Linked DNA regions of Homo sapiens: region 1 is linked to region 2. Evidence: chromatin loops called from intact Hi-C (ENCODE). Cell type or tissue: sigmoid colon. All regions are shown on one strand. Region 1 overlaps GATAD2A (GATA zinc finger domain containing 2A). Region 2 holds the start of GATAD2A (GATA zinc finger domain containing 2A).

The links. A loop is a pair of places that touch in the nucleus more often than their neighbours do. Peaks named below come from ENCODE experiments on the same cell type or tissue, not always from the same donor. Only the 100,000 strongest peaks of a DNase experiment are listed, where the experiment ranks them.
Region 1: a loop joins it to region 2, with 2.8 times the contacts of the local background. A loop is called at or near these places in 34 of 110 quality-filtered maps.

The regions. Positions count from the first base shown.
Region 1 is chr19:19,459,508-19,462,007 of GRCh38, forward strand. The region is part of intron 1 of GATAD2A (GATA zinc finger domain containing 2A); the gene reads left to right. Among named protein-coding and RNA genes, the nearest start is that of MIR640, 26 kb to the left of the region's middle. RefSeq lists enhancers at 333-627, 524-743, 1,054-1,173, 1,504-1,643. In sigmoid colon, no CTCF peak of the experiment used is centred here; DNase peaks (open chromatin) are centred at 464, 1,024, 1,404 and 2,206; H3K4me3 peaks cover 1,012 bases; H3K27ac peaks cover 2,500 bases.
Region 2 is chr19:19,404,169-19,406,668 of GRCh38, forward strand. It overlaps GATAD2A (GATA zinc finger domain containing 2A), which reads left to right and starts at 1,507. Exons shown (of 12, transcript NM_001384528.1): 1 at 1,507-1,851. RefSeq lists enhancers at 663-1,571, 1,009-1,068, 1,572-2,478 and silencers at 1,189-1,738, 2,299-2,378. In sigmoid colon, a CTCF peak has its summit at 1,206; DNase peaks (open chromatin) are centred at 1,423, 1,903 and 2,313; H3K4me3 peaks cover 1,780 bases; H3K27ac peaks cover 1,322 bases.

The DNA of each region.
Region 1 (2,500 bases), 55 kb after region 2:
AGCCCAGGTGTTTTGAGTCCAGCCTGGGCAACATAGTGAGACCTTGTTCTTAAAGAAAAAAGTTTGGGTTGACTGTTTAGAATTTGAGAGTCTCTATCTAGCATGTGGCACAGAGGGTAGATAATTTAAGCTGCATGGACATCTTTGATAAACACTGTGGAAGAAGGGGCAGTGGCATCCTCTCTTGGCCCACTGAAGCTTCTGTGTCCATCTTGTGTCCTTGGTCCTGTGGTTGATTGACAGACCTCTCCCCTGGCCCATGGCCAGCCAGCGTGTGTGTGATGGAGCTGAGACCAAGTCTCTGTTCCCTGCTGTGTCTAGTTGTAGGAGCTGACTGCTTGGAACACCTTTCTGTCTCTCAAGTTAAGTTGTATCTCTCGTACTTGGCCTTAATGAAGTTTGACATTGAGAAGTCCAGAGCTGCTGTTTCCGGTGTGGCTTCCTTCCGGAATGAGTCCTAGTCACTGTTACTCAGAGATGTGCGTCAGGAAGTGGCTCGGGCCACAGTTCTGAGCAGATGGAGGTGTCTGTTCTGCATGGGAAAGAAGTATGCTTGTCAGGCAGGCTCTGCCAATGCCAAAACTTGGCCCACCTATTCTCTCCTTACCCCCTCAACAGGTCCTTCTGGGCCACAACAAGGTACCCTGGTTTGACTCTTAGGAAGTGGGAGAGCCACTGAAGGGGGTACAGATCCAGGATGTGGCTTTGGGAGCTTCCTCGGGCTATGCTGCCGGGAGGAGAGTAGACAGGGGTTCTGGGTCCAGAGGCCCATCTGTGCTGTGCATCAATCTGTGTGAAGGGCAGGGCCACAGGGGCGCTCTGGAGGTGGGCACCTGGGCGCAGGCTTGCTGCAGCTGTGTGCCTACAGGGTCCTTGTGTCTTGAGTGTTGGGCGCAGCTCACAGCTAGCGAGGCTAGCACCTGGACCCCGTTGTCATCATCTGACTCAGCACTGGTTGCTTCATGGGCCCTTCTTCCTTCCTGATAGGAAGAGGTGCCCTGAGGTGCCCTGTGCCTCCTGAGGACAGTGGCTGCCCCCAGGTTCAGGGCTCTGCTCCTCAGCATCTCCGTGGGGCTCATCGTGGGCCTCGCACTCAGCACATCCGAACTGTAGCCCAACCTTCCTTCCTCAAATCTGCTCCTCCCCATCTCAGAAAAGCCAGCCCCACTGGTCCAGTTGCTCAGGCAAAAACAAGTGAAAGAAAGCAACCCCCTCCGGAGTGCCCCAACTCCCCTCTGCTCTGTCCCCTTCCCCAGTGTAGCTGCACCATAGGAACCGCTCCCCTGCCCTGCAGTCCTCCAGCCAGGTGATCCTTTAGAGCAAGCCAGATTCCTCCCCTCCGGCCTGGGCCAGTGCTTCCCCCAGCACATGTCTCCGCTCAGGCCCTGTCTCCTTCAGGGCTGGCTTCCGGTGCCGCCCGTTCCACCCAGCCCCCGTCCCTCTGTGTGCTCTGACTGCCCCGTGCTCTGCCTCGTGTCCCCACAGCACCGTCACCAACACCCTCTGTCATTTCGCTCGTTTTCCAGCATGGGGGTGGATGGTGTTCCCTCTGTCTTGTTCACCACTGAGTCCCCAGCCCACAGTGGAGGCTCGGTGAGCTGCTGTCGGGTGAGGAGGCAGAAAGACGCCTAAAATCCACCGTTAAGAGCATCAGCCCTGCTGCTCCCGCCAGTGCTTTAACCCACTTACTGCGAAGCCTCACTTTCTTCCTGTCTGAAATAAGGGTGTTACTATGGGTATGTTAGTGATGGGTGCCACAGATGGCATTTTATGGTAGAGTTAGTATTAGCATTGTGATCTCAGGGGTTTGGTTTTATGATTTGTGTCATGTACTTAATTTCTCTTTTAATTATCAAGAGATGCGTACTGGCCTGGTGTGCCAGAAGTGTGCTGGGTGCCTTCTGTTTGTCCCCCAAGTCCTCTTTAAGAGTTCTGGTTCCTGCCACAGCATCAGTCAGCCTTTTGGAATTGTTCTAGAACATGTTTTCTGCCTGAGGCTCTCAGGCCAGTTGGATGGTGGCATTTTACGAAAATAAAGCAGCATTCCTATCTGCCCTAAAGCCCATGGAGGTGCTCCCGGTCAGAGCTGCGCTGTACCTGTGTGGGGTCTCTAGTGTGGCTGGAACCTGTCCTTTTTGGCCCCTAGTTGAGGAAGAGCTGGGCTACGCCCCCACCACCTGCCAGCCCAGTGTGTGCGGGACGTATCAGAGGAGACCGATGCCCACTCAGCCTTGCTGGTGCTGCTCATCTGTGCTGGCTTGCAGTCCGGCCTGGGGTGTTTGGAGAGAGTGAGGAGGAGGGTGAGGCTGACCTTCAACCTTGTGTCTCAGGCAGCCCTGGCAGCCTCAGTGCTCTCCTCTTTCAAATGGGCACACTGCTGTTGGGATCTGTCTGTGCAGGCAGCAGCCGGCAGAGGATCTCAGCCCCCAGGACGGGGCTACTCTCCATGCACTGGCAGCTCCCGCACAACCCTTGCCTGGAACTTCCGCCACCGGAGCTG
Region 2 (2,500 bases):
TACAAAAAGTTGACAATTGTATGTAGAACTCAACACAGAATTAGGAGCTTTTTTGAACTCTGTTTAAGGGGACATACAGCAGAAAAACAATTTTTTTTTTTTTTAGAAAAACAATTTTGTAAAATTTGTTCTACATGAAGTGTTTTTCAGGTTTGCGGTTGAGACCCAATTATTCTTGGGCGTTACATTGATTTTCTTTTCAAATGAAGTAGAATAGAAATAACAGTACAGGCTGGGTGCAGTGGCTTATGCCTGTAATCCCAGCATTTTGGGAGGCCGATGCGAACAGATCACGACATCAGGAGATGGAGACCATCCTGGCCAAGATGGTGAAACCCCGTCTCTACTAAAATACAAAAAAAAAATTGCCGGGTGTGATGGAACGCGCCTGTAATCCCAGCTACTGGGGAGGCTGAGGCAGGGGAATCCGTGAACCTGGGAAGTGGAGGTTGCAGTGAGCCGAGATAGCGCCACTGCACCACTCCAGCCTGGCGACAGAGCAAGACTCTGTCTCCAAAAAAAAGAAAAAAGAAAACAGTACGTTGCATGTGGTAAATTTATGTTTGGTGAAACTTTTGTTTCAGTTGTACATATAGATTTATTAGGGTATGCGATAAAGCATGTCACCACCACTCTTCAGGAGTCTAGGTGTCTCATCAGGAATCGTTTGTTTTAAAACAACATGAAAAGAGGCGGTTTTGGGGATTCCTCAGAACCTGATTTTGGTATTGAGAGCCTTCTTGTGGTAGATTTTCCATGAACTTGATATTTTCCCTATTGAAATTGTATTTCGCTTTATGTAGTTTAACATCTCCAAAGTCCATTCTCTTTCAGGCTTTCATTCTGTCTCCTGTGTTTCCTCCTTGTTACTGGAGAGGGAGGGGTGCAGATTTGCTTTCTTGAGGGGTTTTCACCTTCTCCCTGAGGCACGAGGGCAGATTGGGAGGTAACTGGAGAGGGAGAGCAGTCGTCCCCAAGTGTCTTGAGGTGGGTGGGTCTGGAGCTTTCTTTGTAGAATTCTGTTCACTGCACTGGAGAAGTGATCGTTCAGCCGATCCACACCCCGCCCTCCCCACAGACACCGGGGCCGAAGTTCCCAGAGAAGAGCTTCCGCGTGACGACCCCGCGGGGGTGACATTCTAACCCGCGTTTCAGAGGCAACCCTGAGTTGCTTGAGGTCGCCCAGCTCAGCTGGCGCGAGGTCAGCAGTGAGCGCGTCGTGAGTCAGCCTTGGGTGCGGCCCGCCCGGCTTTGCCGCCGGTGAGTTGGCCACGACCCTTCGGCCTGCGGAGGGCGCTGGGACTCGGCGGGGAGGGAGCCAGCCGGAGCCCGCGTGGGAAACCAGCGCGCCCAACGAGGTGTCGCGTGGGAGCGCGCCGGAGAGGGGCGGTGCTTCCGGGGCGGTACCGTCCGGCCCCGCCCCCTCAACTCAGGGGCCCGCCTTCTACGCCTGGAACCCCGCCCACGAGCTCCTCCCTTCTCGTCAGGCCCCGCCCCTCGGTCGCCACGCCCCGCCCAGCCGGGCGCGGGCGGGCGGCGTCGCCTTTAAGAGCTCCCCGGTGTTTTGGGGGCCGCGGGCCGGGCGCGCTGACCTGGTGCGCATGTCCCGGGCGGTGACGCCGGCGCCGGGCTCCATGTGTGCGGCCGAGGGGCGCATTATCTGGCCGGCGGCGCGGGCGGGCGGGCGGACCGGCGCAGCGAGCGCCGCGGGCCCGGGCGGCCCCACAGGCGGAACGAGCGCGCGCGGCCCGGCGTCCCCGGCCCCTCCGCCGCCCGGCCCCGCGGGCGACCCCGGACCAGCAGCCCCCGTAACCTGCGCGCTGCCCTAGGGCCCGGCCGACCCGCGGCCCGGTAAGTTCTGGACCAAACTTGGCGGGGGGCGGGGGCTGGGGACGCACGGCTGAGACTGGAGCGGCGCGGGCCGCGCAGGGTCGGGGCCTCGGGGGGCTCTGAAGGACCCCTGCATGAGCGTGGAAAAGTGAGAGCGAGCGAGTTCTACTCCTTGTATTCTGGGAGCGTCTTCTTGCGCTGCCCTGGAAAGTTCCTTGCCCCGAGGCGGCCCGGGCACGTGGGGGCCGGGCGGGGGTCCCGGAAAGTCGCGGCGTCGCCCCGCTTCCGTCCTGCGCTTCCTGCGGGGTCGGGGGAAGGGCTGGGCCGCGAGGCGCCTCTTCCGAGTGGTCGGGACGGGTGGAGGCGGCGGGAAGACGGCACGTGGGCGCGCGGGGCGGGGGTCCCGCTCAGGGGCGGGGGTCCGGGGCGGGTTGGGCAGCAACGCTGAACCCCGCGGCGGCGGCGGCGGCGGCGGCGGCGGATCCCGTGTCAGAATAAGAGTCCCCGCGCGCCCACGCCTGGAGGGCCGGCCCTCCCCCAGCTCGCGCCCTTCCTGCCTAACCCCCGGGAGCCGCGGGACCCTTTCCCCTCTCTGATCTCCGGCCTTTCTCAAGGCCCGACACTTTAAATTTGCCTCCCCATCTAGGCGGTGGCTCCATTGATTTCTTTT